Linked DNA regions of Homo sapiens: region 2 is linked to region 1. The links are chromatin contacts, found by Hi-C or POLR2A ChIA-PET in ENCODE. All regions are on one chromosome and are shown on one strand. The core of a region is the stretch at or near the end of the contact, and the rest is flanking DNA. Distances in the headings are between cores, read along the strand shown.

Region 1 (3,891 bases), core at 989-3,488:
GATGGCTCCCAACGCACACACCACAGGCCTGCCCAGTATGTTCCACTATCTACCCAGTAGAGCCCTGCCCAGTACGTTCCACTGTCCCTTCCCTAGAAGAGGTGACTGTTGTTCACAGTCCCAGAAAAGCGGGCTCCCCAAAACAATGCAAGGACCCACCTCTCTCTGAACCTCACCCACCCTAGTTTTCCTTTAAAAATCAATTTACAAGAAGATCATGTGAAGGAAAAGGTTGGGTGATATTCTAACCCAAGTTAGCTGTTTCTCAACCAAGTTCTCTTTGAAAAATTCAACAACCACCTTTGGGGAATTATTTACAACAGAGGAGTGAGGATGGGACCAGGATAGGTATTGCCTATGTTGGTGGAACCAGGGTTTTTTTCCTGGATTACCAAAGAGATGGTATGCATTGCTCCCAGAAGCTAAATATCTTCAGGCTTTCAATGGTGGCCTTCACCTGAAAATGTTATCCCTGTTGAAGCTTTCAAGCCAGTATTTTCATAAGAACTATATTTTCTTTGGTGAACTGAGGCATTATAATGATGACTATACAGGTTCTTGAGTGACTGAAGCCATCATTAGCATTGTCATTATTTTTGTTTAGTTGCATCTCCATAGCAGCTCACATTCACAATGTGCTTTGCAATTGTTCCTTAGCAATAGCCCTCACAAGATTCTCAGGAGGAGAGGGTTAATCAGGATTAACATTTCTGTGTTGCCTAAAGAGGAACCAAGGTAAGCAGAAATGTAGCCAGTTGGCTGGCATCACTGTTGCTTCAGGATTCATCCTTAGACACCCAAGCTTCTACCCTAGTCTGGTGCTACACTTACATTGCTTACATCCAAGTGTGGTTATTTCTGTGGCTCCTGTTATAACTATTATAGCACCAGGTCTATGACCAGGAGAATTAGACTGGCATTAAATCAGAATAAGAGATTTTGCACCTGCAATAGACCTTATGACACCTAACCAACCCCATTATTTACAATTAAACAGGAACAGAGGGAATACTTTATCCAACTCACACAAGCTGCTTTCCTCCCAGATCCATGCTTTTTTGCGTTTATTATTTTTTAGAGATGGGGGCTTCACTATGTTGCCCACACTGGACTAAAACTCTGGGCCTCAAGTGATTGTCCTGCCTCAGCCTCCTGAATAGCTGGGACTACAGGGGCATGCCATCACACCTAGTTCATTTCCTCTATTTAAAATATACATGGCTTAAACTCCAACTGGGAACCCAAAACATTCATTTGCTAAGAGTCTGGTGTTCTACCACCTGAACTAGGCTGGCCACAGGAATTATAAAAGCTGAGAAATTCTTTAATAATAGTAACCAGGCAACACCATTGAAGGCTCATATGTAAAAATCCATGCCTTCCTTTCTCCCAATCTCCATTCCCAAACTTAGCCACTGGCTTCTGGCTGAGGCCTTACGCATACCTCCCGGGGCTTGCACACACCTTCTTCTACAGAAGACACACCTTGGGCATATCCTACAGAAGACCAGGCTTCTCTCTGGTCCTTGGTAGAGGGCTACTTTACTGTAACAGGGCCAGGGTGGAGAGTTCTCTCCTGAAGCTCCATCCCCTCTATAGGAAATGTGTTGACAATATTCAGAAGAGTAAGAGGATCAAGACTTCTTTGTGCTCAAATACCACTGTTCTCTTCTCTACCCTGCCCTAACCAGGAGCTTGTCACCCCAAACTCTGAGGTGATTTATGCCTTAATCAAGCAAACTTCCCTCTTCAGAAAAGATGGCTCATTTTCCCTCAAAAGTTGCCAGGAGCTGCCAAGTATTCTGCCAATTCACCCTGGAGCACAATCAACAAATTCAGCCAGAACACAACTACAGCTACTATTAGAACTATTATTATTAATAAATTCCTCTCCAAATCTAGCCCCTTGACTTCGGATTTCACGATTTCTCCCTTCCTCCTAGAAACTTGATAAGTTTCCCGCGCTTCCCTTTTTCTAAGACTACATGTTTGTCATCTTATAAAGCAAAGGGGTGAATAAATGAACCAAATCAATAACTTCTGGAATATCTGCAAACAACAATAATATCAGCTATGCCATCTTTCACTATTTTAGCCAGTATCGAGTTGAATGAACATAGAAAAATACAAAACTGAATTCTTCCCTGTAAATTCCCCGTTTTGACGACGCACTTGTAGCCACGTAGCCACGCCTACTTAAGACAATTACAAAAGGCGAAGAAGACTGACTCAGGCTTAAGCTGCCAGCCAGAGAGGGAGTCATTTCATTGGCGTTTGAGTCAGCAAAGGTATTGTCCTCACATCTCTGGCTATTAAAGTATTTTCTGTTGTTGTTTTTCTCTTTGGCTGTTTTCTCTCACATTGCCTTCTCTAAAGCTACAGCCTCTCCTTTCTTTTCTTGTCCCTCCCTGGTTTGGTATGTGACCTAGAATTACAGTCAGATTTCAGAAAATGATTCTCTCATTTTGCTGATAAGGACTGATTCGTTATACTGAGGGACAGCAGAACTAGTTTCCTATGAGGGCATGGGTGAATACAACTGAGGCTTCTCATGGGAGGGAATCTCTACTATCCAAAATTATTAGGAGAAAATTGAAAATTTCCAACTCTGTCTCTCTCTTACCTCTGTGTAAGGCAAATACCTTATTCTTGTGGTGTTTTTGTAACCTCTTCAAACTTTCATTGATTGAATGCCTGTTCTGGCAATACATTAGGTTGGGCACATAAGGAATACCAACATAAATAAAACATTCTAAAAGAAGTTTACGATCTAATAAAGGAGACAGGTACATAGCAAACTAATTCAAAGGAGCTAGAAGATGGAGAAAATGCTGAATGTGGACTAAGTCATTCAACAAAGTTTTCAGGAAGCACAAAGAGGAGGGGCTCCCCTCACAGATATCTGGATTAGAGGCTGGCTGAGCTGATGGTGGCTGGTGTTCTCTGTTGCAGAAGTCAAGATGGCCAAAGTTCCAGACATGTTTGAAGACCTGAAGAACTGTTACAGGTAAGGAATAAGATTTATCTCTTGTGATTTAATGAGGGTTTCAAGGCTCACCAGAATCCAGCTAGGCATAACAGTGGCCAGCATGGGGGCAGGCCGGCAGAGGTTGTAGAGATGTGTACTAGTCCTGAAGTCAGAGCAGGTTCAGAGAAGACCCAGAAAAACTAAGCATTCAGCATGTTAAACTGAGATTACATTGGCAGGGAGACCGCCATTTTAGAAAAATTATTTTTGAGGTCTGCTGAGCCCTACATGAATATCAGCATCAACTTAGACACAGCCTCTGTTGAGATCACATGCCCTGATATAAGAATGGGTTTTACTGGTCCATTCTCAGGAAAACTTGATCTCATTCAGGAACAGGAAATGGCTCCACAGCAAGCTGGGCATGTGAACTCACATATGCAGGCAAATCTCACTCAGATGTAGAAGAAAGGTAAATGAACACAAAGATAAAATTACGGAACATATTAAACTAACATGATGTTTCCATTATCTGTAGTAAATACTAACACAAACTAGGCTGTCAAAATTTTGCCTGGATATTTTACTAAGTATAAATTATGAAATCTGTTTTAGTGAATACATGAAAGTAATGTGTAACATATAATCTATTTGGTTAAAATAAAAAGGAAGTGCTTCAAAACCTTTCTTTTCTCTAAAGGAGCTTAACATTCTTCCCTGAACTTCAATTAAAGCTCTTCAATTTGTTAGCCAAGTCCAATTTTTACAGATAAAGCACAGGTAAAGCTCAAAGCCTGTCTTGATGACTACTAATTCCAGATTAGTAAGATATGAATTACTCTACCTATGTGTATGTGTAGAAGTCCTTAAATTTCAAAGATGACAGTAATGGCCATGTGTATGTGTGTGACCCACAACTATCA
Region 2 (3,891 bases), core at 594-3,093, 92 kb after region 1:
AAGAGTTCAGAAAGGGCCCTGCATGGGGGCTGACCTGAAGCCAGGTGGATTTCCAATGATGGCTGGGCCAGATGCCTTGTTAAGTAGGACACCGTGGGCAGCGCGCGGTGGCTCATGCCTGTGATCCCAGCACCTAGGGAGGCCAAGGTGGCGGATCACTTGAGATCAGGAGTTCGAGACCAGCCTGACGAACATAGCGAAACCCTGACTCTACTAAAAATACAAAAATTAGCTCGGTGTGGTGGCACCTGCCTGTAATCCCAGCTACTCAGGAGGCTGAGGCAGGAGAACTGCTTGAACCCAGGAGACGGAGCTTGCAGTGAGCCGAGATCGCACCATTGCCCCCCACCCTGGGTGACAGAGGGAGATTCCATCTCAAAAAAAAAAAAAAAAATAGGACACTCTGTCTGCCCTTTTTGGTGACATGAGTCTTTCAGAGCATGAGCAGTTCTCTCCTGGGACCATCTCATTTATCTATTTACCTGCTACCAATTTTAGCGCCAGGTTTGCTCTCACTCTATGCAGCAACTACAGATGTACAGCAACGGGCACCTCTGCGCCTGCTCCGCTTTCCTGCCTCGTTTCCATGAAGACATGGCTGGGGGCTTTGGGGACAGGGAGGTGTGTGTAAGGGGTGCCTGGGAAGCGCAGGGCGGAGCAGGAATGCTGGCACTCCACTCCTTTCCTGCCCCTCCAGCCTCACTTCCGGGTCATTCCTTCCCTCGCCCACTTTGACCCATTCTCCAGACAGCAGGAGAGACCTGATGTGGATGAGAGAATTGGTGTTTAGAAAAATCAAACACCTTGCTTAAGGTGGCTCAGTAGTAAATTGGAAACCGGGCCTCAAATTCAGATTTTCTGATTTGTTTTTCTTCTTCTGGAGCCAGCAGGCCGGTGTCTCATCCTCTTACTGCTTGGTCTTTGCTGGGTCTGAGTTATGAACAAATCCAAATGATAGTGCCTGGATTTTAATGGGGTCACAATTTAAATATTTTCATCTTCTCAAGGGATCTAAAGATCCTATATTAACCCAGGCTGGTAAAATAGCTAGTGCTAAGTAGGGAGAACTTTCTGGAACTCTCAAATTGCAGCATCTTGGTGTTCAGTAGCTGAACCATCAAGCCCAGGTCCATGCACTCATTCCCTTCCTTAGCGCCCCTGCCCACTCTGCCAGTGACTCATCCTCCCACACCTTCCCTCTTCTCTCCTGTGCCCATTTGCTCCCCAACCAGCTTTGCCACACCAGGGCTCTCCTGCCTGCCCTCAGGGTGACAAGAGGCAGAAGTCACAGGACTGGGGAGAAACTGACCCCAATTACTGAGGATGAAATGGTTCCAGCATCTCAGTGAGGCATCTCATTGAGGTGAGACAGGGCTTTGGAGGGACAATGAAGGTGTACTTGGGTTGGGGGATGCAGAGCTTTAGCTGGCTCTGGTTGCAGCTCCCAGGTGGGCATGGAAGTGAGGGAGGTATGGGATGGGTCAAGGGGGTCTCTACCTAACAGGAAGCCAGAATGGTGGAGGGGCTGGGAGGACAGCACAGGAGGAGTACAGACCACACTGGACCAAGGCAGGAGAAGCTGGGCAGATATGGGCCCTGAGGAGTAGGGAGGGAGTTGCTGTTGTTACAGTTGCCGCCTGGCTGCAGAAGCCAGAGGTCAAGTTCAGGCATGCTGGTTTCTAGGGAGATGAGCTCATGAGCTCTGATGCTCACTCCGCAGGAACCTCCAGCATGAGTCAGCATCAGCTAGGTTTCTCTGGTTCTAGCCTCACTCCTCGCAGCAGTCAAAGTCCAGGAGAGAGGATGTGGTTGGCCCAGATAGAGTCACACGCCCTGGCAATCTGGCGGGTGAGGGATGCTTCCCCTGAGGAGGCACCTGACCTGGACAGGTGACTCCCTGGAAGGAGGTGGGGCTGCTGCATCTGGGAAAAGGAGTAAATGCTGAGAGGTAAGATGACTAAAAATCATTCCAGTCCGATAGTGAAAGGACTGGCCTTTGAATCCATCCCTAAACTTGAGGATTTGATTTGCTCAGTGGCTTTAAAAATATCTAAAAGATATTGTGTCAAATTGCCAAACAACTCCCAGGCACTTCCTCTGCCTTAGCCATTTCTGGGGCTTTCATCAAGTCTATAGCTCCAGGTAATGGTCCAGCTGCTGATCCTTGTGGAATGAGACATGCGAAGCTCTGTGTATGAGTTACTGTTTGGGTTGTGACATTTCTCACTGCAGATTTCCTGCCAAGCCTCACTCCCAGGTTCTACATCCACCCACGAGGCATATAGAGACTTCTCTGGAAGCAGGCGCTGGGAGGCCCATCCAGCCCACTGTGACTTCACACCCAGGAGTGTTAAAAACTAGAATTCTCCTCCAGCTGGGCTAAGCAACATCCCTACTTAACACAGACGAGTAATACACATGCACCAGGGTGCAGTACTGTTTCAGTTACTAAAGGCTCCCAACAACCTAATGGCCATCAGGGGAAGATGTACTAAATAAATCATGGTGAGCCATCTAGCATGCTTCCAGGAAAAAAAAAAAAAAAAGAAGAAATCATGGTTCATTCACTGTTCAGCCATCTAACATAATAAGGCAGCACTCTGTATGAAAATGGAGTGATCCCTTATCTGTGCTGTTCAAAGTAAGGTGCCAAACATTGGGCAGACTACGACATCCCTTGTGTAAAAACTGCACACATATTTTAGGCCTGCTCATATGTATATGAGCACACATATAAAGCCGAAGTGTTCAGTTTCCCCACCACCCTCTAAGGAATCAGGGAACTCCACAAGGCAGTAGAAAAAGCAGACGGTAGGATGGAGAGTCAAGGAGAGAGGGGACCTAAGAGAAAGAGAGAGGAAGACACTTGGGGGTCAGAGAAAAAACAGTTTTTTTAGGAAGCTTTGTAGGGTGGTATTGTAGAAGGCAATTTTCATTCTTTCGAGCCACCCAGCGTCTGATCCTCTGTCTGTTAAAGGAACCCCGTCTTCAGAAGGCAGAATTCCCTTCACAGCAGAAGCTGAAAATGCCAGAGACTCATGTCCTCAGTTTTCCTTGCAGGGAGGGTTGGGACTCGTGACTCCACCAATCAAATGTACTCACCCTGTGTCTGAATCAGAAATTAGTCACATGAGCCTGGGCAACATGGTGAGAAACCGTCTCCACAGTAAAATACAAAAATTAGCTGGGCGTGGTGGTGCGTGCCTGTGGTCCCAGCTACTTGGGAGGCTGAGGTGGGAGGATTGCCTGAGCCTGGGAGGTTGAGGCTACAGTGAGCCGAGACCCTGTCTCAAAAAAAGAAAGAAAAAGAAATTAGTCACATGAGGCACTCTGTAAAACCCACTCAGTCCATGAGGTGGCAGTGGTGGCAATACCTCCAGTCTCCTGGGTGGCAGTTGGAGCGGTCCACGCAGCCAGCAACCAGGACCCAGAGTGGGTGTCGTGGTGTTGCAAGCTGCAGCCACCAGTGCCTATGTCTGTGGTCATATTCTAACCAGACCAATCTGCCACATGATTCTGGGGGTTGGTCTCGTCTGCAGAGCCTCCTAGCTGTGAGTTATCCAGAGATTCTATGAGCACCAGTATTGTCTAACAGAAAACAGTGATTGCCGTTGCTTACAGCTGCAAATCCTGAGACACATATATGTGTGTTGTGCGCCTCTGTCCTTAGCACTCTCCGTGGATCTTTTTTTTTTTTTTTTTTTTTGAGATGGAGTCTCACTCTGTCGCCCAGGCTGGAGGGCAGTGGCGCAATCTCGGCTCACTGCAAGCTCCACCTCCTGGGCTCACGCCATTCTCCTGCCTCAGCCTCCCGAGTAGCCGGGACTACAGGCGCCCGCCACCATGCCCAGCTAATTTTTTGTATTTTTTAGTAGAGACGGGGTTTCACTG

What was found. Hi-C counts contacts between places; a loop is a spot of excess contacts on that map. ChIA-PET counts read pairs that join two places held with the same protein, here RNA polymerase II (POLR2A). Pooled maps may share reads with other maps.
Region 2: a loop to region 1 is called in a pooled map, with 2.3 times the contacts of the local background. The contact joins the enhancer-like site here to the promoter of IL1A in region 1. A Hi-C loop is called at or near these places in 3 of 50 pooled maps. POLR2A ChIA-PET finds 5 or more read pairs at or near these places in 4 of 52 experiments (A549, A673, activated CD4-positive, alpha-beta T cell and 1 more).

What each region holds. Positions count from the first base shown.
Region 1 is chr2:112,782,840-112,786,730 of GRCh38, reverse strand. It overlaps IL1A (interleukin 1 alpha), which reads left to right and starts at 2,238. Exons shown (of 7, transcript NM_000575.5): 1 at 2,238-2,288; 2 at 2,953-3,007. The coding sequence starts at 2,961.
Region 2 is chr2:112,690,528-112,694,418 of GRCh38, reverse strand. No RefSeq gene overlaps it. Among named protein-coding and RNA genes, the nearest start is that of NT5DC4, 29 kb to the left of the region's middle. RefSeq lists enhancers at 1-69, 1,529-1,768, 1,187-2,386 and a silencer at 3,119-3,305. Within about 2 kb of position 1,843, at least 16 of the 41 ENCODE cell types and tissues checked have a DNase peak (open chromatin) inside an H3K27ac peak, as active enhancers do; they include endothelial cell of umbilical vein, where a contact is called at or near this core.